Regions from separate parts of the Homo sapiens genome. Here region 2 is linked to region 1. Evidence: read pairs that join two places in POLR2A ChIA-PET (ENCODE). Cell type or tissue: MCF 10A. All regions are shown on one strand. Links, peaks and the distances in the headings refer to the core of each region. The heading gives the core; the rest is flanking DNA. Region 1 has its middle 14 kb from the start of KCMF1. Region 2 holds the start of LOC105374837 (a long non-coding RNA gene).

Region 1 (12,400 bases), core at 2,544-7,543:
CAAAATGCAGGAACTTTCACTTCCCACTGTGAGCCTCCAAGGGAGTGTGTACATCTGCATCCTGCTGCCTCATGCATGGAGATAGCCTTTCTGTTCAACCTGTCATCTGTTATGATCCCACTTCATCCCATCAATGGGATCTTACTCCTTCAGCCACCCCCTTGGCACCTGTACTTTCAGCTGCTCAGCCTCTACTGGTCCGTTGCCCTCAGCCAAAAAACGCCCCTTCAACCCTGCACTCCTGGTTATTACCCTATTGTTTCTCTCTGTGGACAATCTTCTTGAAAGAATTGTCACTCCCCTTCCTCAGCTTAGAAACTGGTTTATCTGATTGCCTGACTTTTGGTGCTGTTGGTTACCCTCTCATTTTCTGGGATACCACTATCATCATCTTCTCTTTCATGTCTTTGCTGTTTTTGTATCCCCTATTGGATTGAGCAAAGTCATCAGCCTAGTCAAGTCACCCCCCAACAAGATGAAACACAACAGTCATCCTAGACTCCTTCCTCCCATTTATCTTCCATAGCCAATTGCCAAATCCTGTGATGTTTACCCATTAAACATCTGTCAAATCAGTCCCTTTCTCTTTATTCCCATGGCCACCAAACCATTCCAGGCTGCTATCATCTCTTCTCGAGATGTGGAGTGATCTTGGCTCCTCACTATCATACTCCCTTATGTGGTCCTTTGTACTGACCTGAGCAATAATGATGCTGAAGGCCCCACTGTTCGCTGCCAGCCCACAGAGAAGAAGTCTATGCCAGAGAACGAGTGACCAGAAGAGGCTATGCTCACAGAAGTCAGAGAAGCAGAGTCTTCAGGAAGGGAGAACATCGGTGTCCACCAAGCAGAGATACCTCATGAGATAGATTGAAGTGTGGCCCCTGGATTTCAGAAATGGATGTCATCTGTCCATGGAGGAGTAGGGTAAGAAGCTGCATTGCAGTAGGCTGAAGGGTGTCCTTGGAAGCCTAGAAACTGACAGTAGCTATAGATGACTTCTAGAAGATGAGCTGAAATAAGAATGTGAAACAAACTCAACCACTAGGAATCAAATCCAAATTAAAAGGAGACACCATTTCACCTCTTAAATTGGCAGAAAAATACTTTTAATAATACTTGATAATGAGGATGTCAAGAAAGGAATATGACTTGTTACAAGCATTCCAAATGGGATTTTATGGTAGGTTTCAAGAGCAATAGATTTTTGCCCATTCTTTGCCATAGTAATCCCAGCTCAACTCAGTCTATTTAAGTAATTACTGATAGATGCAAAGATTTTAGACACAAGAATGTTTATCACAGTGTTCTTTTTAATATTTAAAATTGAAAACCTATAAATTATTGTCTATCCAAACCAAAAGCAGCAACTAAAAATGGGTAATGAACTAGAAATATGATGTGTTTTTAGTGAAAAAAGCAGGTTACAAAACATTCTTTTCTAAATTATGTATGTACAGCCTGATGTCATTATTGTTTTTGTTTTTTTGAGACTGGGTCTTGCTCTGTCATCCAGGCTGGAGTACAGTGGCATGATCATGGCTCACTGCAGCCTCGACCTCCCAGGTTCAAGCGATCCTCCCACCCTCACTCTCCTGAGTAGCTGAGCCTACAGGCATGTACCACCAGGCCCAGCTAATTTTAAGTTTTTTTTTTTTTTTTAGAGTTGAGGTCTTGCTATGTTGCTCATGCTGGTCTCAAATTCCTGGCATCAAATGATCCTCCCACCTCAGCCTCCCGAAGTGCTGGGATTACAGGCGTGAGCCATGGCACCTGTCCTCATTTTTTATTTTTAATAAAACATGTAAAGATTGGATGGCTATCAGAGTCAATATGGTTATGGGGGTATAATATGGATGATGTATTTTTTTTTATGTTACCCAGGTTTGTTATATGGTATATAGCATGATGCTGAGGTTTGGGGTGTGAATGATTATATCACTCAGGCACTAAGCATTGTACCCAGAAGGTAGGTTTTCAGCCCTTGACTCACTCCCTCTCTCTTCCATCTAGTAGTCCCCAATAAATACATATTTATTGAGTCTTCTGGGTCCACTGAGGACACAATCATGAAAAAGAAAACTATGTCCCCATCCTGGAGGTGTTTACATTCTGGTGACAAAACTAATTGAAGCAGTTCTGATTGATGTTTTGAGAGCTTATGATAAGGTATGAAGGACTTTTTTTCCTTTTAGTTTTGAAATTTTCTGTAATGAACATATACACTGGTTTCATAGCCCTTTTGTTTCTTTTTTCTTTCTTTTGTATTTAAAGAAGCTTGGCAGAGGCCGGGCATGGTGGCTCACACCTGTAATCCCAGCACTTTGGGAGGCTGAGGCAGGTGGATCACTTGAGGTCAGGAGTTGAAGACCAGCCTGGCCAACATGTGAAACCCTGTCTCTACTAAAAATAACAAAAATTAGCTGGGCGTCATGGCACACTCCTGTAATCCCAGCTACTTGGGAGGCTGAGGCAGGAGGGTCACTTGAGCCCAGGAGCTGGAGGTTGCAGTGAGCCAAGACTGTGCCACCACTCAACAGAGTGAGACTCCGTCTCAAAAAAAAAAAAAAAAAAAAAAAAAAAAAAAGCTTGTCAGAGAAATAAATGAGAAATTAAAAGATGGTAAGTGGAGGCCCCAGAGTGAAGGGAAGTGTTTTTGGTTTTAGGAATAGGAGAGTCTAGTGTGTTTAGAGGTTTAGGGGAAGGATCCAGGAGAGGCAGCAGAGAACTGAAGGGTGTATGTGTGTGTGGAGCAGGGAGGTGGGGGTGGTGAGGGTGGGAGATGGAGGGGAGAAGGAGCCCAGATAAATTTAGCTTCCACCAGGAGCAGGATGCCTCTTCCTCTGCTGGTGCTATAGGAAGGTTGCCAATGGGCCGGGTGCGGTGGCTCATGCCTGTAATCCTAGCACTTTGAGAGCCCAAGGTAGGTGTATCACGAGGTCAGGAGTTCAAGACCAGCCTGGCCAGTATGGTGAAACCCTGTCTCTACTAAGAAAATACAAAAATTGGCCAGTGACGGTGGCTCGCACCTGTAATCCCAGCACTTTGGGAGGCCGAGGCGCGTAGATCAGGAGGTCAGGAGGTCAGGATTTCAAGACCAGCCTGGCCAAGATGGTGAAACCCCATCTCTACTAAAAATACAAAAATTAGCTGGGCATGGTGGCTCGCGCCTGTAGTCCCATCTACTCAGGAGGCTGAGGCAGGAGAATCGCTTGAACCCGGGAGGTGGAGGTTGCAGTGAGCCGAGATCGTGCCACTGCACTCCAGCCTGAGAGACAGAGTGAGACTCTGTCAAAAAAGAAAAATTGCCAGTGGAGATAAAGGTGTCCATTTGGGTAGGTCAGGAAGCTGTGGTATTCATGCCTCATGGCCTTCATTTTCTTAGAGCGTAGGGTAAAATCATGCCATTTTTTGCCTCTGTGCCTCATAAGTTTGTACTCCTTCCTCCTTTAAAAATCAGCTGTAAGAGCTGGATGTGCTGTAAGGGCTGGACGTGGTGGCACATGCCTGTAGTTCCTACTTGGGAAGCTGAGATGGGAGGACCACTTGAGTCCGGGAGGTTGAGGCTGCAGTGAGCTATGATTGCACCACTGCTCTCCAGCCTGGGTGACAGAGCAACACCTTGTCTCTTGGGAAAAAAAAAAAAAAAAAAAATCAGCTCCAGACCCCTGCCTTTGTGAACCTTTTCTTGAAGGAAAGAGTGTGGGTTGGGGCCACTTCCAGTGGAATCACCAGGAGGGGAGTGGAGGGAGGAGGGAAGGTGCTCAGAATAAACATTCAATGTCCCTGAGCATTCCTAGATCAACCGGATCAGGATCTCTGAAGGATGGGGCTCAAAGATTGGCATTTGAAAGAACACCCGTGGGGATCCTGATGGTGCAATAAAGTTGTAGAACCACCTCACTAAGTGCTCCCAATTCCTTTTACAATTCTCTATTATTGCAATTTAATCCTTTCACTTCCCCCACTGGGCTGCCCTTGGGCAGGAGTAGGTGTCTTTGTTTACATACTTGTAGCACAGCCCTGCAGTTGGCTATCATAGTGGGCTTTGGGTGCTTATTTGTGAAATGAATGATGTGTACAAAACTGGAACCCAGATGTCCTGATTCCCAGACTCATAATTTGCTCTATCACATTTTATCTCTAGAAGCTGCTGAATTCCTCAGGAAGGCATTTCCTGGTCCAACTGTGCCTAAAACTCATATGCCAATTTAAAAAGCACAAATCCACATAGAAAGATTCTCTGAAGAAGGAGACAGTGTATGGGGGATTGGTTGCTCTAAGGAAGATTAGAAAATGAGGTCACCTGAAAGTGAAGGGAGCGGGATGCACACAAAGTAACAAGCCCCTGGAGCAGGTCTGTTCCAAGTGTGTCACCCAGGTCTCCCCCAAAAACCATCAAGGAGTTAGAAACATACTGTGGAAAAGATCCCTAGAATGTAACAGTTAAGAAGCTGGATGCTCAGGAGGTAATGAGTCATAGAATGCTTGTGTGTGGACTGCATGGAATCCAGAAAAGGGGAAGCCATAGGTTAGAAATTATAGCGTCTCAGCTGGGCACGGTGGCTCACGCCTGTAATCCTAGCTCTTTGGGAGGCTGAGGTGGGTGGATCACCTGAGGTCAGGAGTTCGAGACCAGCCTAGCCAACATGGCTTCACCGTCTCTACTGAAAATACAAAAATTAGCCAGCGTGGTGGCGGACGCCTATAATCCCAGCTATTCAGGAGACTGAGGCAGGAGAATCGCCTGAACCCGGTGGGGTGGAGGTTGCAGTGAGCCAAGATCGCGCCACTTCATTCCAGCCTGGGTGAAAAAGCAAAACTCTTGTCTCAAAAAAAAAAAAAAAAAAGAAGAAGCAATTAGAATTTATAGAGTTGTTGTAATATCCAAAGGTATAGATGCTCTGATACCACTGGGTAGTGCTGTTAATTTAGAAAGAACTGGTCCAAAAGAATGCGAATTCATCTTAGGAGAAATGGGTGTTTCCACTAAGAACAGCTCATCCCTTTTCTTTAATCATTTAGTAACTCTTTATAGATTACCTCCAATGTGTCAGGGGCTGTATTCACTGTGTCTTGCCGGAGATATGACAGTGGGCAAAACAGGTACAGGACGTACCCTTGAGAACTCACAGTATTATTCTTGTTTATTCATCAGGTTTCTAACCTGTAATTTGATATGCTTTGTGGATTTGCCTGGCACTCTGAGCAAATGACCAAAACCAATTATTCTGCCAGGTAGGCCTCTGTTCTCACGTTAATAACATTCTAGTTGTGAGTCATTTATGACTTCGATGAGAGAGTATAAAACAAACAGTTCCATTAGGGGTTGGTTTTTCCCTGGACAAATGGGTACAGAGCTGGGCCTGCTGATGAGCTCAGCAAGAAGTCCCCACCCTGGGAAGCCCTGCCAACTGCCAGCACCTTGTATTCAGCAGGCTCTCAGCCACACACAGGCTAAGTCACAGCCCCTGGCCCCATTAGGAATGTGTGTATCCTTTCCTGCCTGAATGGCCCACTGAGAGGTCGTTGGGAAAATTCTTGGAGCGTCGGATTCCTGGATGTCTTGAATTCCAAAGAGCTTGAATCAGCACAAAGCTTAGGGCCCAGGGCTGTATTTTAAAGGAAGACGCAGCAGGGGCAGGTGATGGTAAATAGAGGAGAGTGAACATGGCGGGAACAGACTTCAGGCTGCACCTGTGACTGAGGACAGCCCCCAAATTCTTAGTTCTGAGAGAAACCCCTGAGGGCCAAAAACAGCATGCTCAGTTCCTGGTAATTCCTTAAAAACAGGCTTCTATCAGACCTGGCTCTAAAAAAACATTCACTCAGGCTGGATCCAGGTTTGGGGCCCTGAGGCTTATATATTTGGTACAGGCAACTCTTAAGAAAGAAGTGCAAAATTAGATATAGGGCTTGGAAGCCCTGTTTGAGGAAGCCAGGGACCCTGAAGTGTAAGCTTCAGTAGTTTCACAGTAAATCCACCTATGTGTTCATGCTGGAGAGTAAAAATATCCCATGTCTGTGATCCCAAAGGATCAGAGGGCTCTCTGGATGCTTAGAGGAAGGAAGGAAGCAGGGATGAGAGCAACTTCAATGTTTTAATTCATTGATCTTATTAATAAATCACATTCCCAGCCGGGCGCGGTGGCTCATGCCTGTAATCCCAACACTTTGGGAGGCCGAGGCGGGCGGATCACAAGGTCAGGAGATCGAGACCATCCCGGCTAACATGCTGAAACCCCGTCTCTACTAAAAATACAAAAAAAAAAAAAAAAAAAAAATTAGCCGGGCGGGGTGGTGGGTGCCTGTAGTCCCAGCTACTGGCTGAGCCTGGAGATTGGCATGAACCCAGGAGGCGGAGCTCGCAGTGAGCCATGATCGCGCCACTGCACTCCAGCCTGGGCGACAGAGCGAGACTCCGTCTCAAAAAATAAAAATAAAAAATAAATCACATTCCCTTTTCTTCATCCCTTACATTCAGTTAAAGGTTTAAATGCTAGACTTGGCCAGGCATGGTGACACACGCCTGTAATCCCAGCACTTTGGGAAGCCAAGGCGGGTGGATCACTTGAGCCAGGACTTCGAGACCAGCCTGGGCAACATGGCGAAACCCCATCTCTACAAAAAAAAAAATACAAAAAAATTAACCTGGTGTGGTGCTGCATGTCTGTAGTCGCAGCTACTTGGTAGGCTAAGGCGGGAGGACCACTTGAGCCCAGGAGGTCGAGGCTGCAGTGAGCCATGATTGTGTCACCGCACAACAGCCTGGATGACAGAGCAAGACCCTGTCTCAAAAAAAAAAAAGTAGATTCTGAGCTACTCGAGGACAGCAATCATATCTTATTTGTCTTTGAATCCCAAGTACTTTGCAAATAGCATTTGTTGAATGGATGAATGAATGAGTGAGTGAGTGAGTGAGTGAGTGAGTGAGTGAGTGAGTGAATTCTCCCAGGAACTGAGACCTGATAGTCATATATTCCCCTCTCCCTTCCTCTTGACTGCTCCGGCAGGTGGCATAGACTAATCATGAACTCTGGAGTAAGACCTGAGTTGAATCCCAGCTTTGCCACATACCATCAGGGTGACCCTGGGAAAGTTACCCAACATCTCTCAGCCTCAGTTTCTTTAGAAGGGAGCCAATAATACTTCCCCTCAAGGTTGCAGTGAGAATCAGTAATAAAGTGCCTGGTATGTCACAGTTCTCAACAAATGTTGACTATTGTATTATTACTTTAGGTCTGGGGTAGGCAAACCAGGCCATGGGCCAAATCTGGCCCCCCGCCACCATTTTTGTAAATAAAGTTTTATTGGAACACAGGGAACACAGTCATGCCTATTTGTTACTTTTTTTTTTTTTTAAACAGAGTCTCTGTCATCCAGGCTGGATTGCAGGGGTGCCGTCTCAGCTTACTGCAACCTCCACCTCCCGGGTTCAAGCAATTCTTCTGCCTCAGCCTCCTGAGTAGCTGGGATTATAGGCATGCACCACCAGGCCTAGCTAATTTTTCTTTTTTTTTTTTTTTTCTTTTTTTGCAATGGAGTTTCGCTCTTGTTGCCCAGGCTGGAGTGCAATGGCACGATCTCGGCTCACCACAACCTCTGCCTCCTGGGTTCAAGCAATTCTTCTGCCTCAGCCTCCTGAGTAGCTGGAACTACAAGCGCATGCCACCATGCCCAGCTTATTTTGGTATTTTTAGTAGAGACAGGGTTTCACCATATTGTCCAGGCTGGTCTCAAACTCCTGACCTCAGGTGATCTGCCCACCTCAGCCTCCCAAAGTGCTGGGATTACAGGTGTGAGCCACCGCGCCCAGCCCTAATTTTGTATTTTTAGTAGAGACTGGGTTTCTCCATGTTGGTCAGGCTGGTCTCGAACTCCTGACCTCCGGTGATCCACTCGCCTTGGCCTCCCAAAGTGCTGGGATTACAGGTGTGAGCCACCTCACCCAGCCTGTTACTTCTTATCCATGGCTACTTTTGTGCTACAATAGCATAGTTAAAAAATTGATACAGAGACCTTATGGCATGCAAAGACTAAAATATTTACCACAGAAAAAGTTTGTCAACCACATACCATCAGGGTGACCCTGGGAGAGTTACCCAACATCTTTCTGGCCCTACAGAAAAAGTTTGTCAACTTCTGATTTAGGCCTTTATCACTTTACTCTCAACTTGTAGTTGTCTCCTAACTGGTCCCCAAGCCTCTCGTCTTTCTCCCATTCTGTTCTTTCTCTACTCTGTGGCCAGTTGTTTCTTTTCTTTTCTTTTTTTTTTTTGAGACAGAGTCTCGCTGTGTCGCCCACACTGGAGTTCAGTGGCCCAATCTTGATTCACCGCAAGCTCTGCCTCCCAGGTTCAAGCAATTCTCATGCCTCAGCCTCCCGAGTAGCTGGGATTACAGATGGGTGCCACCACACCCAGCTAATTTTTGTATTTTTAGTAGAGACAGGGTTTCACCATGTTGGCCAGGCTGGTCTAGAACTCCTGACCTCAGAATGATCCTCCAGACTCAGCCTCCCAAAGTGCTAGGATTACAGGTGTCAACCACCATGCCCTGCCCTTCTTTTTCTTGTTTTTTTTTAGATGTGGTGTCTCTAAAAAGCCATTGCGGCCAAACTTTTTTGTTTTTTTTGTGTTGTGTTTTTTGAAATAGTGTCTCTTTCTGTCACCCAGGCTGGAGTGCAGTGGCATGATCATGGCTCACTGCAGCCCCAGACTCCTGGGCTCAAACAATCCTCCCACCTCAGCCACAGGAATAGTTGGGACTACAGGCACACATCACCACACCCAGCTGATTACTTTTTTTTTTTTTTTTGAGACGGGGTCTTGCTCTATCGGCTAGGCTAGAGTGCAGTGGCGTGATCTTGGCTCACTACAACCTCCACCTCCTGGGTTCAAGCAATTTCTCTGCCTCAGCCTCCCAAGTAGCTGGGACTACAGATGCCTGCCACCATGCCTGGCTAATTTTTGTATTTTTAGCAGAGATGGGGTTTCACCATATTGTCCAGGCTGGTCTTGAACTCCTGACCTTGTGATCCACCCGCCTCGGCCTCCCAAAGTGCTGGGATTACAGGCGTCAGCCACTGCGCCTGGCCCCAATTTTTTTTTTTTTTTTGTAGAGACGAAGTCTCACTATGTTGCCGAGGCTGATCTTGAACTCCTGGGCTCCAGCAATCTGCCTGCCTTGGCCTTCCGAAGTGCTGGGATTGCAAGCATGAGCCACTGTGTCCAACCCAGATGGACACTTTGGATAGAGTCTACTAGGCTTGCCTTTAGCTTTCTGCTGTCCTGTCGTCTCATCGCATCCTGTTATGTAGTCCATAGCTCACTTCATTCCAGGGGGCAGGTTGAAAGCAGACTCAGCTGTTTGTCCTGGGCTGATCCCTGAGTTCATGTTGCTGTTTCCCATAACTTCGCTTTATAATCTGGCACCAGGGAGCCAGTGGCCAGGGACAGTCAGTGAGCTTACATGTTTTCTTGGAAATCATCACCCATCCCTGGGCTTGGCCTTTAGTTTTCGTCTTGCGGTCCTGTCTTGCTGTCTTCATTGCTTGCCCTGTAGATTGGATTTTTGACTCTGAGTACCTGGAGCATTTGATCCTGCCTTTGTTCTCCTAGGCACTGATCCATCAGAACTCAGGGAAAACACAGGCTTAGAAATCAACACTGGCATCATCCCTGCACTGCATGGCCAGATCTGTGCCTCACTCCACATATCTTGGCCCCAGTATGATTTCATGTACATTCCCAAGAACTTTTGATGTAGACCTGGATTATAGCTACTATGTTTTATTGGGATTCGGTGTTGTAGCATGGGGTGTTGACATTGTCCCTTTTTGGGAACCCACCCCCAACTCCAATTTCTTTACCAATCCCAGTCTGCAACCTAATTCCTGATTTTGAGCTTCAACTTGTTCTTCTGTTTTTGGATACTGTCCCAGACTATTTTCTATCAGTGTTCTGAGTTTTCTTGAGTTTTTTGAACCGAGTACCTGTGCTCTCTCTCTCTGCACCACTGCTGCCACCATCCTAGTGCTGAGGCCAACTCTCAGAACTCAAATGGGCAGACATCAGGGATCACGGGTCCAGAAGTATAAATAGTGGCTCATCTCACACAATAGAGTTCATTCACTCATGGAAAGCACTTAGCGTAGTATCTGGCCCAGAGTAAGTCTATATAAGCATTACTGATAATTAGGATGTGCCAAAATGAAGCACATACTCTCTCTTATACAGGGAGATCTTTGGGGTAAAAAATGAAGGCAAATCACCAAGGAATGTGGTTCATTGGCATAATAATATGTAATTTTTTTTTTTTTTTGAGACGGAGTTTCGCTCTTGTTGCCCAGGCTGGAGTGCAGTGGCACAATCTTGGCTCTCCGCCTCCCGGGTTCAAGCAATTCTCTTGCCTCGGCCTCCCAAGTAGTTAGGATTACAGGCATGTGCCACCACACCTGGCTAATAATATGTAGCTTTTTAAAAATTATTATTATTATTTTTTTTAAGACGGTCTCACTTTGTCACCCGGGCTGGAGTGCAAGTGGCTCAATCACAGCTCACTGCAGCCTTGACCTCCTGGGCTCAAGCAAGCCTTCCACCTCAGCCTCCTGAGTAGTTGGAACTACAGGCGAGTGCCACCACATCCGGCTAATTTAAAAAATTTTTTTGTAGAGGTGACGTCTTGCTATGTTACTCAGGCTGGTCTCAGACTCCTGGGCTCAAGCAGTCCTCCTGCCTTGGCCTCCCAAAGTACTGGGATTACAGGCACGAGCCACTGTTCCCAGCCTAATCTGTAGTTTTTAAAGAAATGTTATTCACATACTATAAAATTCACACTCTTCTAAAGGTTTTTAGTATATTAACAAAGTTATGTAACCATCCCCGCTATCTAATTCTAGAACATTTTCATCAGCCTATACCCATTCGCAGTCATTTCCCGTTTCTCCCACCCTCGGTCTCAGGCTGCCATGAATCTACTTTCAGTGTCCATGGATTTGCCTATTCTGGACATTCCATGAAAACGGAATCATATATACTATGTGGCCTTTTGTTTCTGGGTTTTTTTTTTTTTTTTTTGAGATGGAGTCTCGCTCTGTCGCGCAGGCTGGAGTGCAGTGGTACGATCTTGGCTCACTGCAACCTCTGCCTCCCGGGTTCAAACGATTCTCCTGCTTCATCCTCCTGAGTAGCTGGGATAACAGGCACACACCACCATGACTGGCTAATTTGTGTACTTTTTTAAAATAGAGATGGGGTTTCACCATGTTGGCCAGGCTGGTCTCGAACTCCTGACCTCAGGTGATCTGCCCGCCTTGGCCTCCCAAAGTGCTGGGATTACAGGCATGAGCCACTGCGCCAGGCCTTGTGTCTGTTCTTTCACTTAGCACAACGTCCTTAAGGTTCATCCATGTTGGAGCATGTCTCAGTACATCTCATGGCTGCATAATATAGCCTATTGTATGGATATACCACATTGTGTTCAGCCATTCATCAGTTGATGAGCATTTGTGTTGTTTCTACTTTTGGCTATTGTGAATAGTGCTGCTATGAACATTTGTGTACCAGTTTTATGTGGACACTTGTTTTCATTTCTCTTGGGTGTATACCTAGGAGTGGAATTGCTGGGGTATATGGTACCTCTGTTTAACTTTTTGAGAAATTGCCAAATTGTTTTCCACAGCAGCTGCACTGTTTTACATTCCTACCTTCAGTGGATGAGGGCTTCAATTTCTACACACATCCTTATTGACACTTGTTATGGTCCCTCTTTTTATTATATCCATTCTAGTGGATATGGAGTAGTATCTCGTGGTTGTGATTTGCACTTCTCTAATAACTAATAATGTTGAGCATCTTTTCTTTTCTTTCTTTCTTTTTCTTTTTTCTTTTTTGAGATGGAGTCTCGCTCTGTTGCCCAGGCTGGAGTGCAGTGGCACAGTCTCAGGTCACTGCAACCTCCAACTCCTGAGTTAAAGCGATTCTTTTGCCTCAGCCTCCCGAGTAGCTGGAATTACAGGTGCCTGCCACCATGCCTGGCTAATTTTTTTGTATTTTTAGTAGAGACAGGGTTTTGCCATGTTGGCCACGCTGGTCTTGAACTCCTGACCTCAGGTGATCTGCCCGCCTCGGCCTCCAAAGTGCTGGGATTGTAGGCAAGAGCCATCACGCCCAGTTGAGCATCTTTTCTTGTGCTTATTGGCCACTTGTATATCTTCTTGGGAAAAATATCTATAGCAATATATAACTTTACACACAAATATCCATCTTTTCTAGTACAGTCTGAGACTGTGCAGGAGGTCTGACAATTGCTTCTTCAGTTACCATCAGTGGTTAGAGTGGAGGGGACATATCCCGAGACATGCTTGGAGGAGAAGGAAACTGTGTTGGTTGATATTTTT
Region 2 (12,400 bases), core at 3,163-8,162, 70 kb after region 1:
TAGTCCCAATGTCTGTATGTTTTCTGTAAAGGAAGTACAGTGTAAAAGTGATCCCAGCCCCAATATGGTGACTGGCTGGGTGACTGTGTTAATTATCCTCTTTAGATTGCAAGGAACAAAGACTCACTTGGGATCCCTTAAGCAAAAAGGGCATGTCAGTTTAGGTTTCCCTGGAAGCAAAATCAGACAGGTTTAATGTGCAGGATATTTATTAAGGAGTTCCCTTGAATTCACTCCTATTGAAGCAGAAGAAGGAAGTGGGATTGGGGAGAAGGAGAAGTCAACCTAGACAATGTAGGCTTAATGACACCCTCAGTACCCCCAACACCGCAGGGGACCTCTGAAGCTAATGCGCTGAAGCAGATGGGCTGAGATGGGCTGAGACTGTAAGGGCGAGGTGGCTCTCTGTAGCCAAGGCAGTGCTACAGAGAATGACACCTGGAGGCTACCTGCTGGCAACATTCCTAGCCAGCTGGTTCGACAAGTCCTTTCTTGAAGGGGAACCTGAGTAGTCCCTTGCAGTGTCCACACCAGGGGACTTAGGCTAAGAATGCCCTAGGGCTGCAACCAGACTGCTGCCAGCCGCCCCCGGGAGCTCTGAGTTTCTCCCTTGCCTGCTTTCCTGACCCTTCTGCTCTCCCTGTATACTGTCTCTGCTTCCTCTGTGCACCTGGTCTGATTTCTCCTGGGTACTACCTGGATGGCCCTTACCGTGTTCTGATCAAATGCTGGAGGAGCCATTTACATTGACCTAGGACGGTGATTCCCAAACTGTGTTCCACGGAATTCTAGTCCTGGAGCTGTTACTATATCCTTCAAAAGCTGGGTGATATTTATATATGGGTTCATTGTACTCTTTTGTCTTCTTCTTATATTATAATATTTATATTATATTATTATATATTATATATAATATATATAATATTATAATATATATAATATATATAATATATATATAATATATATTATATATTATATATAATATATATTATATATATTATATATAATATATATAATATATATTATATTATATTTATTATATATATTATATATTATATTATATATATTATATATAATATAATATATAATATATATAATATATATAATATTATAATATATATATTATATAGAGAGAGCACTCTCTATATAATATATATAGAGCTCTCTATATAGAACTCTATATATATTATATATAGAGAATGCTCTCTCTATATAATATATATAGAACTGTATATATATTATATATAGAACTTGCTATATATTATATATAGAACTCTATATAGATTTTATATATAGAGCTCTATATAGATTATATATAGAGCTCTATATATAGATTTTATATATAGATATTATATATAGAATCCTATATGTATTTATATCTATATATAATATCTATATATAGAGTTCTATATATAATCTATATAGAGTTCTATATATAAAATCTATATATATCTATATATTCTATATTTAAACATAGAATATAAATATAAAATATATAGAATTCTATATATTTATAATATATATAGAATATAATATATAATATATAATATATAGACTTCTATATATAATATATATAGAATTCTGTATATTATATATTATATATAGAATTCTATATATATTATAAATAGATAGAATTCTATATATTATATATAGAATTATATATATAATATATACTGTACTATTATATATTATATATTATAATATTATTATTATATATATTATATATAATATATATAATATTATATATAATATATTATATATAATATATTATGTATAATATAATATATAATATTACATATATTATATATAATATAATATATTATATAATATATATAATATAATATATTATATAATATTATATATAATATTATATATAATATTATATATTATATACTGTCTGTATATTATATACTGTCTGTATATTATATTATATACTGTCTATATATTATATTAATATATTATATATATTCTATGTAGAATATATTTCAAATTCTATATAGAATATATATTCATATATATGAATATATATTCTATATATGTATATATTCTATATATGAATATATATTCTATATATATTCTATATTCTATATATATTCTGTATTCTATATATATTATATATATTCTATATTCTATATATAATATATATTCTATATATAATATATATAAATTATATATAATATATATAATATATATATTATATATAATATATATAATATATATATTATATATAATATATATAATATATTATATATAATATATATTCTATATATAATTTATATATTATATATTATATATATATAGAATATAGAATATATATATCTATATATAATTATATATATCTATATATAATTATATATATATTTATATATATAATATAATATATATTATATATAAAAGAGGATATAGTAATATATATATCTTCTTCCTCATATATGTAATACATCTCCTTCTTAAAGAAAATGCTAGCTGGTAGTGAGAGGTGGCAGTACAGGGAAATGGGTGAAAGTTTGGACTCTAAAGGTAGACTTTGTGAGTTTGAATCCAACACCTACTAGATGTACAACCTTGGCCAAGTAACTTAACCTCCCTGTGCTAAGCTTCCCTGATCAAGGGCTGCACACAGGGTGGCTCCTGTTATGTGGAGATACTGGGTGACTGGCGTGTTCATGGCAGTTATTTTATGAAAACTATAAAGTCTCAAGCCCAAAACGTATTTTAATAAAACGGTATATATATGTATACAAGCACCAACTGGAAAAAATAATATTATTGCTGTCCTCATTTCTGGGAGGCTGTAAAGCGTATTTTTCTTAGTAGAGAAAGACCTTTCCTTGGAATAAGCGTGTTCATGCACTTTTGGAGAGAGGCTCCCTTTTAAGCCGGGATTCTGGCCCATGAGGAAGTTCTACAGGGGCCATCACAAGAAGGAAAGCAGATCTTTGACGCTCCCATGGCCACGGCGCCCTATGGTCTGCAGGGGGAGGGGACCTGGGCAGACAGTCTTCCTCAGCTAAGGCCACTAAGATTAGTCTGTGAGGCCAGGCCCCGTATTGATCGCCATTCATGTGGCAAAAGGAACTTCCTACCCAGGAAACAACAGATCTCTGGCAAGAAAGAAGGAAGAAGGAAAGAACACCCCACACTTCCTTTACCCAGGTCATAAAATGACCAGTTGCCAGATGCCAGGACAGTATTCCGATAGCTGATGGGGCCTCGGGGGCCAAGTGGAGGTCACGGCAGTCAGCCAGCCAGATCAGGGCAGGGGTTGCTGTTAGCATGTTGCATCTCTTGGAAAGACTGGCCAGGCATGGGGGCTCAGCTCTTGAGGCCACTGTTACTAATGAACGAGTTGGACTAACAAGAATGGTAATCCTGAGGTTTTCTGCAACATTCATTTTCTTCACTGCCCTATTCCCTGCAGCATTATTTATGATCATGAAAAATGGCAAACAAGCCACGCTGTGGGAAGTTCTTCAGGCATTAGGAAGAATCAGTAGATTGTTATGTTTTGAAGTATAAGGCACACTCTCAATTGGAGTGGCCACATAATACATGCTCAAGAAGTAGCCAGTTTTAAAAAAATCATTAAAATTTAAGAGATTATCAAAGATGTGCTTGTTATTTTATGTATGTATGTATGTACATATGTATGTATGTATTTTTGAGATGGCAGAGTCTTGCTCTGTGGCCCCGGCTGGAGTGCAGTGGCGAGATCTCGGCTCACTGCAGCCTCTGCCTCCTGGGTTCCAGCGATTCTCCTGACTAGCCTTCCGAGTAGCTGGGATTACAGGCGCCTGAAACCATGTCTGGCTAATTTTTGTATTTTTAGTAGAGACGGGGTTTTGCCATATTGGCCAGCCTGGTCTCCAAGTCCTGACCTCAGGTGATCTGCCCACCTCGGCCTCCCAAAGAGCTGGGATTACAGGCGTAAGCCACTGTGCCTGGCTTGTACTTGTTATTTAAAAAAAAAAAAAAAAAAATCAGAAATACAGAAGCGTACAGAGTAGAAGCAGAAAGACCCTCTTTCCTTCCCTCCCCCACCCCACACCCATCTCACTCCCTCCCCAGATAAGTCATTAATTTGCTGTCTTCTCATTCTAGAGTCTGCAGATCTACCGCATTTGTAACTTTCAAATTCTAAGGATTGTTTCATTGTTTTAATGTTTCAGTGACCAGCTCACTGATTCCCTAACTGCGGTCTGTATGCGCGTGTGTATTGAGTCAATATTTCCCAAGAACAGATTCCTTTCCTGGAATTTCTAGGTGCTAACTGCCTTACAAAAAGCTTTCACAGCTGGGTGCGGTGGCTCACGCCTGTAATCCCAGCACTTTGGGAGGCCGAGGTGGGTGGATCACCTGAGGTCAGGAGTTTGAGACAAGCCTGGCCAACATGGTGAAACCACATCTCTACTAAAAATACAAAAATTAGCCGGGCATATTGGCTCATGCCTGTAGTCCCAGCTACCCTGGAGGCTGAGGCACAAGATCACTTGAACCTGGGAGGGGGAGGTTGCAGTGAGCCGAGATCGCGCCACTGAACTCCAGTCTGGGCAACAGAGTGAGACTTGATCTCAAACAACAACAACAACAACAACAAAATAAAACTGAAACAAAACAAAATGCTTTTACTTTCCTATTGCATATTGCCATGCTTCTATTTTTGCCAGTTTGAGAGGTGGAAATGTACCTGTTTTAATTTGCTTTTAAACATTATTTTATTTAAAAAAATTGTGGTAAAATATACATAACATAAAATTTACCATTTTAATCATTTTTAAGTGTTCAGTTCAGTGCTATTAAGTACATTCACATTGTCAGGCTATCATCGTTATCCATCTCCCACATTAATTTGCTTTTATTTCATTAGCTAGTGAGTATTTTTTCATTTCTTCATGCACTATTATATTTCTCCTTTCCCTCTCTCATTTTCTTCTTTCCCTCCTTTTCTTTCTCCTCTTACTCCTCTCTCTCTTTTTTTTTTTTGTCTTTTTATGATCTCTGCCGATTTCCCAAATAGCCTGATAACCCTTTTTCTTTCTCTTTTTTAAAAATTAGGAGCTTTCTACATTATGTGTATTATGTTTTGTCAGTTTTCATATATTCTGCTTGGCTCTTTATATATTACATTAGTTATTGTCTTTACAACATCCCTGCAAGACAAATATTCTGATTCCCATTTTGCAGATGAAGAAGATAAAGTTCAGAGATGTTATGTGACTTACCTAAGATCACACAGCTAGTAAGTGGCACAGACAAGATGTGACTCCAGTTCTGTCTGCTTCCGGGGCCCAAGTCCTTTTCACAGTGCTCAGGACAAAAGGAAACTGCGTGAGATGGTGATACTCTACTAAAGGCAGGCAAGACTAGAGGACAGTGGGAGTTCAAGAGACTTCAGGGGGAGGCTGGGGTAAAAGAGTCTGGGGGATCTAGAAGAAGCTGATGTTCCTAATCTTGGAGGAAGTGAGAGATAGACTCCCTTTCCCCCTGCTTCTCTTGTTGCCTGAAGGACCACTGAAACGCTGATGAAACTGGGGGTCTTATGAGTATTCACCCTCCATCACCACCAGCACTGTGGCTGTGGAGTTGAGGCCAGAGGGTGTGGTCTAGAGGCCCTTTCTGGGTGCTAATTCCGGGAAGTTTCTTGTTCTCCCTCTTGCCTACATCCAATTAACCTCCAAGTGCGGTGGATTTTACTTTTATGATAGCACTTCTCTTTGACCCCTGCCAGAGCCTGGTGCAGGTCCCTCTCATGTCCCCTCACTGTCTTACCACTTCTGCTTTCACTTTCTCCAGCTTCCCTTCCGTGCTGCTGTCTGAGTGATCTCTCTAAAGTGTATGTATGATTACACAATTCCCCTGCTTAAAACACTTTGATGGCTCTGCCACGTCTTCAAGATATGGGCCAAACTCCTCATCTCAGCTCTGGGGCCCTTCACTTCCAGCTCCTGCTATCTCTCTGGCTTACCCTTACCTGCCTTGATCTATGTGCAACAAGACTGAATTCCATGAACACAGCCAACTCTCTCTCATGCCTCAAGGCCTTTGTCTCTGCTGTTCTTTCTCACTGGAATGCTGCTTTCTGGTTAACTCTTACTCAGATCTGAGGTTTCTGTTTAGTTGACATTCCTGTAGAAACTCTCCCTAGAATGACGGTGGGGTCATGGGCTGTCATGGACCCTCATCACACCACCCACACTACCATCCTGTAATTTCCTTTTTGTGAAATTTCTGTCTCTCAATCTTGGCTGCATATTAGAAATGCCAGGGCAGCTTTAAGGATGCTGATGCTGGGGCCACACCCCCCCAGAAATGCTGAGTTAGTTAATCAGGGTGAGGCCCAGGTTTTGGTCATTGTAAAAGCTCTCCAGATGATTCTAATGTGCAACCAGCAATAACAGCTCTTGATAGAAAGCTCCGTGGGGCCAGGAGTCATGCCTGTCACAGTCACTTTTTTTTTTTTTTTTTTTTGAGATAGAGTCTCACTCTGTTGCCCAGGCTGGAGTACAGTGGCGTGATCTCGGCTCACTGAAACCTCTGCCTCCTGGGTTCAAGCGATTCTCCTGCCTCAGCCTCCTGAGTAGCTGGGACTGCAGGCATATGCCACCACGCCCTGCCAATTTTTGTAATTTTAGTGGAGACGGGGTTTCACCATGTTGGCCAGGCTGGTCTCGAACTACTGACCTCAGGGGATCTGCCCGCCTCGGCCTCCCAAAGCATTGGAATTATAGGCGGGAGCCACTGCACCCAGCCACAGTCATCTGTATAAACCCTCACTTGGCACTGAACTGTTCAGGTATTCGATAAGGGTGTTGCATAAATGAATGAAGCAGTTTCTAGAAAAGATGCAGGGTATGCATTGGATAGCAAGTTAGAGCTTTTTTTTTTTTGGGACAGAGTCTCACTCCATCACCCAGGCTGGAGTGCAATGGCATGATCTTGGCTTACCACAACCTCTGCCTCCTGGGTTCAAGCAATTCTCCCGCCTCAGCCTCCCGGGTAGCTGGGACTACCCGGCATGAGCCAATATGCCCGGCTAATTTTTGTATTTTTAGTAGAGATGTGGTTTCACCATGTTGGCCAGGCTTGTCTCAAACTCCTGACCTCAGGTGATCCACCCACCTCGGCCTCCCAAAGTGCTGGGATTACAGGCGTGAGCCACCGTGCCTGGCTGCAAGTTAGAGCTTTTAAAGGTTTTATAGAACAATCACTCCCCTGCCTTGTAAGAACTCACCGATCATTCAGGCCACTTTTAGAAAAAATTCCTAGTTTTGTTTACTTGTTTACTCATAGTGAAAACTAAATGTTTAGCTCATTGTCACTCGTGTGTTGCTGGGCCCCCTGTGGAAGGCCTTCTCTCTTCTCTGTGCCCACAGTGAAACCTTATGCCAACTGTCAGAGATCTAAAACCCACCTCTAAAGGAATGGTGTGTAATTTAAATATCACTGGAAATTTCTTGAAAATTTTCAACAGTAAGCCATCACAAAACCCCCTTGTCAACATCTCTGCTGTCTTTCCCCTTAATGGGTGTCTCCAGTCTCCTTGCCTCTAGCTTCTTCACCCTTCTGCCCCTCTCTGGTAAAAAAAACCCTTTTTCTTCCAATGTCCAGCAATTCAGCTCTTTCCTTCTGCTGGTGTCTCCCAAATAGCGAGGCAAAAACCTGAAGCTAGCTGAACAGTGACCACCCATTGTTTTTCCTGTGCCCTCCTGGGAGGCCCCAGTTCATCTCGACATATTATGAAGCTCTTTCTGTCAGGACTCCTTTGTACAGGCACCAGCATTGCACCCGGCTTCTAGGAGCAAGTGAGCATTCACCTAGCATAGTGTCACCATGTGACACATATGCAGGGCGGGGAGGGGCAGGAGACCAGTGGAAGCACAAGGATGGCATGGGGGCTGGCCAACGTCACTCTAAGTAGACATACAATGATCAATGCCCTTCAGCCATAGACCACCAGGGACACACTTGAAATTGCATTAGTTGGATTTATTGCTCTTTGCGATGAGGGAGAATTCTCTTGATGTGTGTCTTTTGTGTGTCCAAATTTTCTCATATTTTGGGGAATTGTAGGGCATATCAGGAAGAAGGTGTTAGGAGGGCTTGTTATAGGATTTGGACTTGTCAGGTGATTTGGGGGAGAGTTCAAGGAAGTGGGGCTTTGCTCTGGGTTGGGTGCTATCAAGTATTAGTCAGCTTGGGATGCCATAAAAAATACCCCAGACTGGGTGGCTTAAACACAGACATTTCTTTTCTTTTTTTGAGACAGAGCCTTGCTCTGTTGCCCAGGCTGGAGTGCAGTGGTGCAATCTCGGCTCACTATAACCTCTGCCTGCTGGGTTCAAGTGATTCTCCTGCCTCAGCCTCCTGAGTAGCTGAGATTACAGGTGCATGCCACCACACCTGGCTAATTTTTGTATTTTTAGTAGAGACGGGGTTTCACCATTTTGGCCAGGCTGGTCTCCAACTCCTGACCTCAGGTGATCTGCCTGCCTTGGGCTCCTAAAGTGCTGGGATTACAGGTGTGAGCCACCGTGCCCAGCCCAGAAGTTTATTTTCTTACAGTTCTGGATGCTGCAAGTCTGAGATCAAAGTGTTGGCAGGTCTCTTCTCCGAGGCCTCGCTCCTTGGCTTGCAGATGACTGCCTTCTTTCTGTGTTACTCACATGGTTGCCCCTCTGTGTATGCAGTCCGTGCTGTTCTCTTCTTTTTTTTTTGAGACAGGGCCTCACTCTGCTGCACAGGCTGAAGTACAGTGGAGACCATGGTTCACTCCAGTCTTGATCTCCCAGGCACAAGGGATCCTCCAGCCTCAGCCTCCTGAGTAGCTGGGACCTCATTCATGCACTACCATGCCAGGCTAATTTTTTTTTTTTTTTTTTTTGTAGAGACAGTGTCTCCCTTTGTTGCCCAAGCTGATCTCGAACTCCTGGGCTCAAGCCATCTTTCTGCCTTGGCCTCCCAGAGTGCTATGATTACAGGTATGAGCCACCATACTTGGCACAAATTTCCTCTTTTTATAAGGACACCAGTCAGATTGGATTAGGGCCCATCCTTACAGCCTAATTTTAACTTAATCATCGATTTAAAGACTTTATCTTCAAATACAGTCACATTCTGAAGCACTAGGGGTTAGGGGATTAATGTATGAATTTTGGGGGATCTTAATTTATCCCCAAATAGAATCTTAACGTATCTCATCTATGAGGTGGGAGAAATGAATGGAGGTGAAAACTGGCCTTGGTAAAGGAGCAGCCATCACTCCTTAGTCAGAAGAGGCGGATGACTGGACACCCTTTCTTGTGACTTGGCCAATGTTCATGTTTTGTCTGTGTTGAGATGTGATTATGGAGGGGTTTTGCTTTCATCTTCATTCATCACAGAGTGGCCTTGTCTGATGTTGATGCTCTGTGAAGTTGTTTATGTTCAACAGGAGAACACCATGGCTTAGCTGTGAGTGCCAGGCCAGCTTGTAGCAACACCAAGGCCTGACTGATAAAACCAGACCAGTTCCCAGCTGTCCAGGGATGTTTTCTCTTTTTCACAATCTGGTACAAGCAGTGTGCTGCAAAGCAAATGCAGCTTTGGCATACTTGCCACTCTTTCCTACTTAGAAATTCTTGTGCCAACACTGGGTGGGCGAGGGAGTGTGGCAACATTCAGCCCCTTTCCAAGAATGCACGGAGCCTGCACACCTGGCAGTGGAGGGAGTAGGTGTTTCCACACCTCCATCAACTTAGGTCTTCAACTGCTCACCTTGAGGACGGACACAGCCTGCTGGCCGAGCACCATGCTGGAACTCCTGGGAATGTGCTTAGCATCCCACTTCCCCTGGTGTATTAGTTATCTATTGCTGCTGCAACAAATTACCACAAACCTGGTGGCTTAAAACAGCACACATTTATTTTCCCAGTTGCTTTGGATCAGGAGTGTAGACAGAGCTTAATTGAGTCCTCTGCTTAGGGTCTCACAAGGCTACAGTCAGGGTGTTGTTGGCTAGGACTGGATTTTCATTGGAGGCTCAACTGGAGAGGGATCTGCTCCTGAGCTCTCTTAGGTTGTTGGCAGAATTCATGTCTTCATGAATTCTGTAGGTCTCATGGCAACTTGCTTAGCAATGGAGAGAGAGATTTTCACTGCTTCTGAACCTTCCCCTAGTCCTTTCTCTTTCCCCTTTCATGTATGGTTGATATTCTTGGCAACTCTCCCATATTAGTCCATTTTGTGCTGCTATAGAAGAATAGCACAGACTGGGTCATTTATAAGTAACAGAATGCATTTCCTTACAGTTCTGGAGGCTGGGAAAGATAGCAATGGAGAGAGAGACTTTAGCAAGACTAGCAGTACATGTTTATGTAGTCATGTACAAGTAATCACAGCACTGCCCATGACCTTTGCCGTATTTCATTGTTAGAAGCAAGTCTCAGGTTCTGGTTACAATAAAGGACAGGGTATGAAACATAAGTGTGAATATCAGGAGGCAGAATCAAGGGGAACTGCCACCACACCTCTGATGTCCCGATCACCTCTGGAAATCTGTGGATGACTGCAGGTCAGCCAAGCCAGGTAGAAAAAGGCAGGGTGAAGGCACAGAGTGTTGCTGAAGCCATAGCAAATCCTCTGCATACTCTGAAAACTTTATTTTTGAGGGTAAATCTGATTTTGGGGAAAGAGCAAAAAGGTATCAGCAGTATAATTTTCTCAGGTACTGCTATGAAGGGGACAAGCCTCACAGGTTTGTGTAAATTCAGAAAGTCATTACTAGGGGCACAAAAGAAGCACTTAAGAGTAGATGGACCTAAGCGGATGCTATACTTTGAAGGTGTCCTCCAAAAGCATATGTTGGAAACTTAATCCCTAATGCAACAGTGTTGGGAGCTGGGACATCATGGGAGGGCTTTACCCTCATGACCTCATGAATGGCTTGAGGATGACTTTAGCTCTCAATCTCGATTTTTCTCTCTTTCTCACTCTCTTGTGCTCTCACCTTCCACAGTGGGATGATGCAGTAAGGAGGCCCTTGCCAGATGCTAGGCACCTTGATCTCAGATTTTCCAGCCTCCAGAACTGTAAGGAAATACATTTCTGTTCTTTATAAATGACCCAGTCTGTGGTATTCTTCTATAGCAGCACAAAATGGACTAATATGGGAGGGTTGCCAAGGATATCAACCATACATGAAAGGGGAAAGAGAAAGGACCAGGGAAGGTTCAGAAGCAATTCAGGGCTCTGGCAATGGGCAGCCAGAGGTATGATCCAGTAACAAAGCTGAAGTTAAGGAGCTAAACTTGATACAGAAACTCGGCAGATAAGCAGAGAGGAGGACATGGGTACATTTAACATCTCCTTCCTAACCAGGAAGGGAAAGGCAGAAAGGCCTGCAACCCAGATGTCTGTATAAGGCAAGTGAGGACCAGGCCATGTCAGCCTGTCACCAGGTCTGGGTCAGCACTGTGGGATGATAGTGAACTTAGGAATGTCTGTGGAAACATGTAAGTAGAGTAGATGTGATTCTATAGAATATTCGGACACTGAGTGTCTTACAGAATAAATCCTACTTGATGATGGGTCTGGCTAAGAGAAAAAACAAAACGAAACAAAGCAACAACAGCAACAAAAAAAACACTTCATTTAAAAACTGTCAGAATCAAACAAAATTATCTAGGTACTTTGGATATGGATATGATATTTCATACTCAGTATCTGACCATATGCTGAGCCATAAAACAAGTCCCAATAAATTCAAAATAATCAAAATCATACAGAGTATGTTTTCTGTTTACAACAGAATTGGATTATAAATCTGTTGATATTGCAAAAACCACAATTACTTTTGCACCAACCTAATATTTAGGACAATTCCATAGTTTGGAAATCAATCAACCTACTTCTAAATAATCCACGGGCAAAGAAGAAAATCACCAGGGAAAGTAGATAATGAAAGATAATGAAATACAGTTTTTCAAAATTTGGGTGATGTAGCTAAAGCAGTGCTTATAGGGAAATTTATAACTTTAAATGCTTATATTACAAAAGCAAGAAGACTTAAAGTCAATGACTTAAGGTACCACCTTAAGAATCCAGAAAAAAAGCAAAGTAAACCCAAAAGTAAACAAACAGAAGGAAATAACAAAGATAAGAGCAGAAACCAACGAAATAAAAGAGAGACAAACAACAGGAGAAAATAAACAAATTCAGCCATGTTTTGTGTGGCCAGAGAGAAGCCCAGCTCAGAGAGAAGCTGGGCGGGCTTCTCTGTGGCCACACGGATTGATTCATTTGGAGTGGGAGAGATAACATGAAATAATAGGTAATTACATCCTTTTGAGTTTTTTGTTTTGTTTTGTTTTGTTTTATTTTAAATAAGAGACAGGGTCTCACTTTGTGGCCCAGGCTGGAGTGC

The links. Peaks named below come from ENCODE experiments on the same cell type or tissue, not always from the same donor. Only the 100,000 strongest peaks of a DNase experiment are listed, where the experiment ranks them.
Region 2: POLR2A ChIA-PET joins it to region 1 with 12 read pairs; 15 of 35 experiments call an interaction of 5 or more read pairs at or near these places.

Annotation. Positions count from the first base shown.
Region 1 is chr2:84,951,443-84,963,842 of GRCh38, reverse strand. No RefSeq gene overlaps it. Among named protein-coding and RNA genes, the nearest start is that of KCMF1, 14 kb to the left of the region's middle. RefSeq lists enhancers at 3,314-4,003, 4,004-4,693, 4,694-5,384, 5,385-6,073 and a silencer at 5,403-5,697. In MCF 10A, for the core only: no CTCF peak of the experiment used is centred there; DNase peaks (open chromatin) are centred at 4,472 and 5,352.
Region 2 is chr2:84,882,393-84,894,792 of GRCh38, reverse strand. It overlaps LOC105374837 (a long non-coding RNA gene), which reads right to left and starts at 5,823. Exons shown (of 3, transcript XR_940309.3): 1 at 5,770-5,823; 2 at 5,223-5,307. RefSeq lists enhancers at 5,824-5,923, 5,934-6,003. In MCF 10A, for the core only: no CTCF peak of the experiment used is centred there; a DNase peak (open chromatin) is centred at 5,812.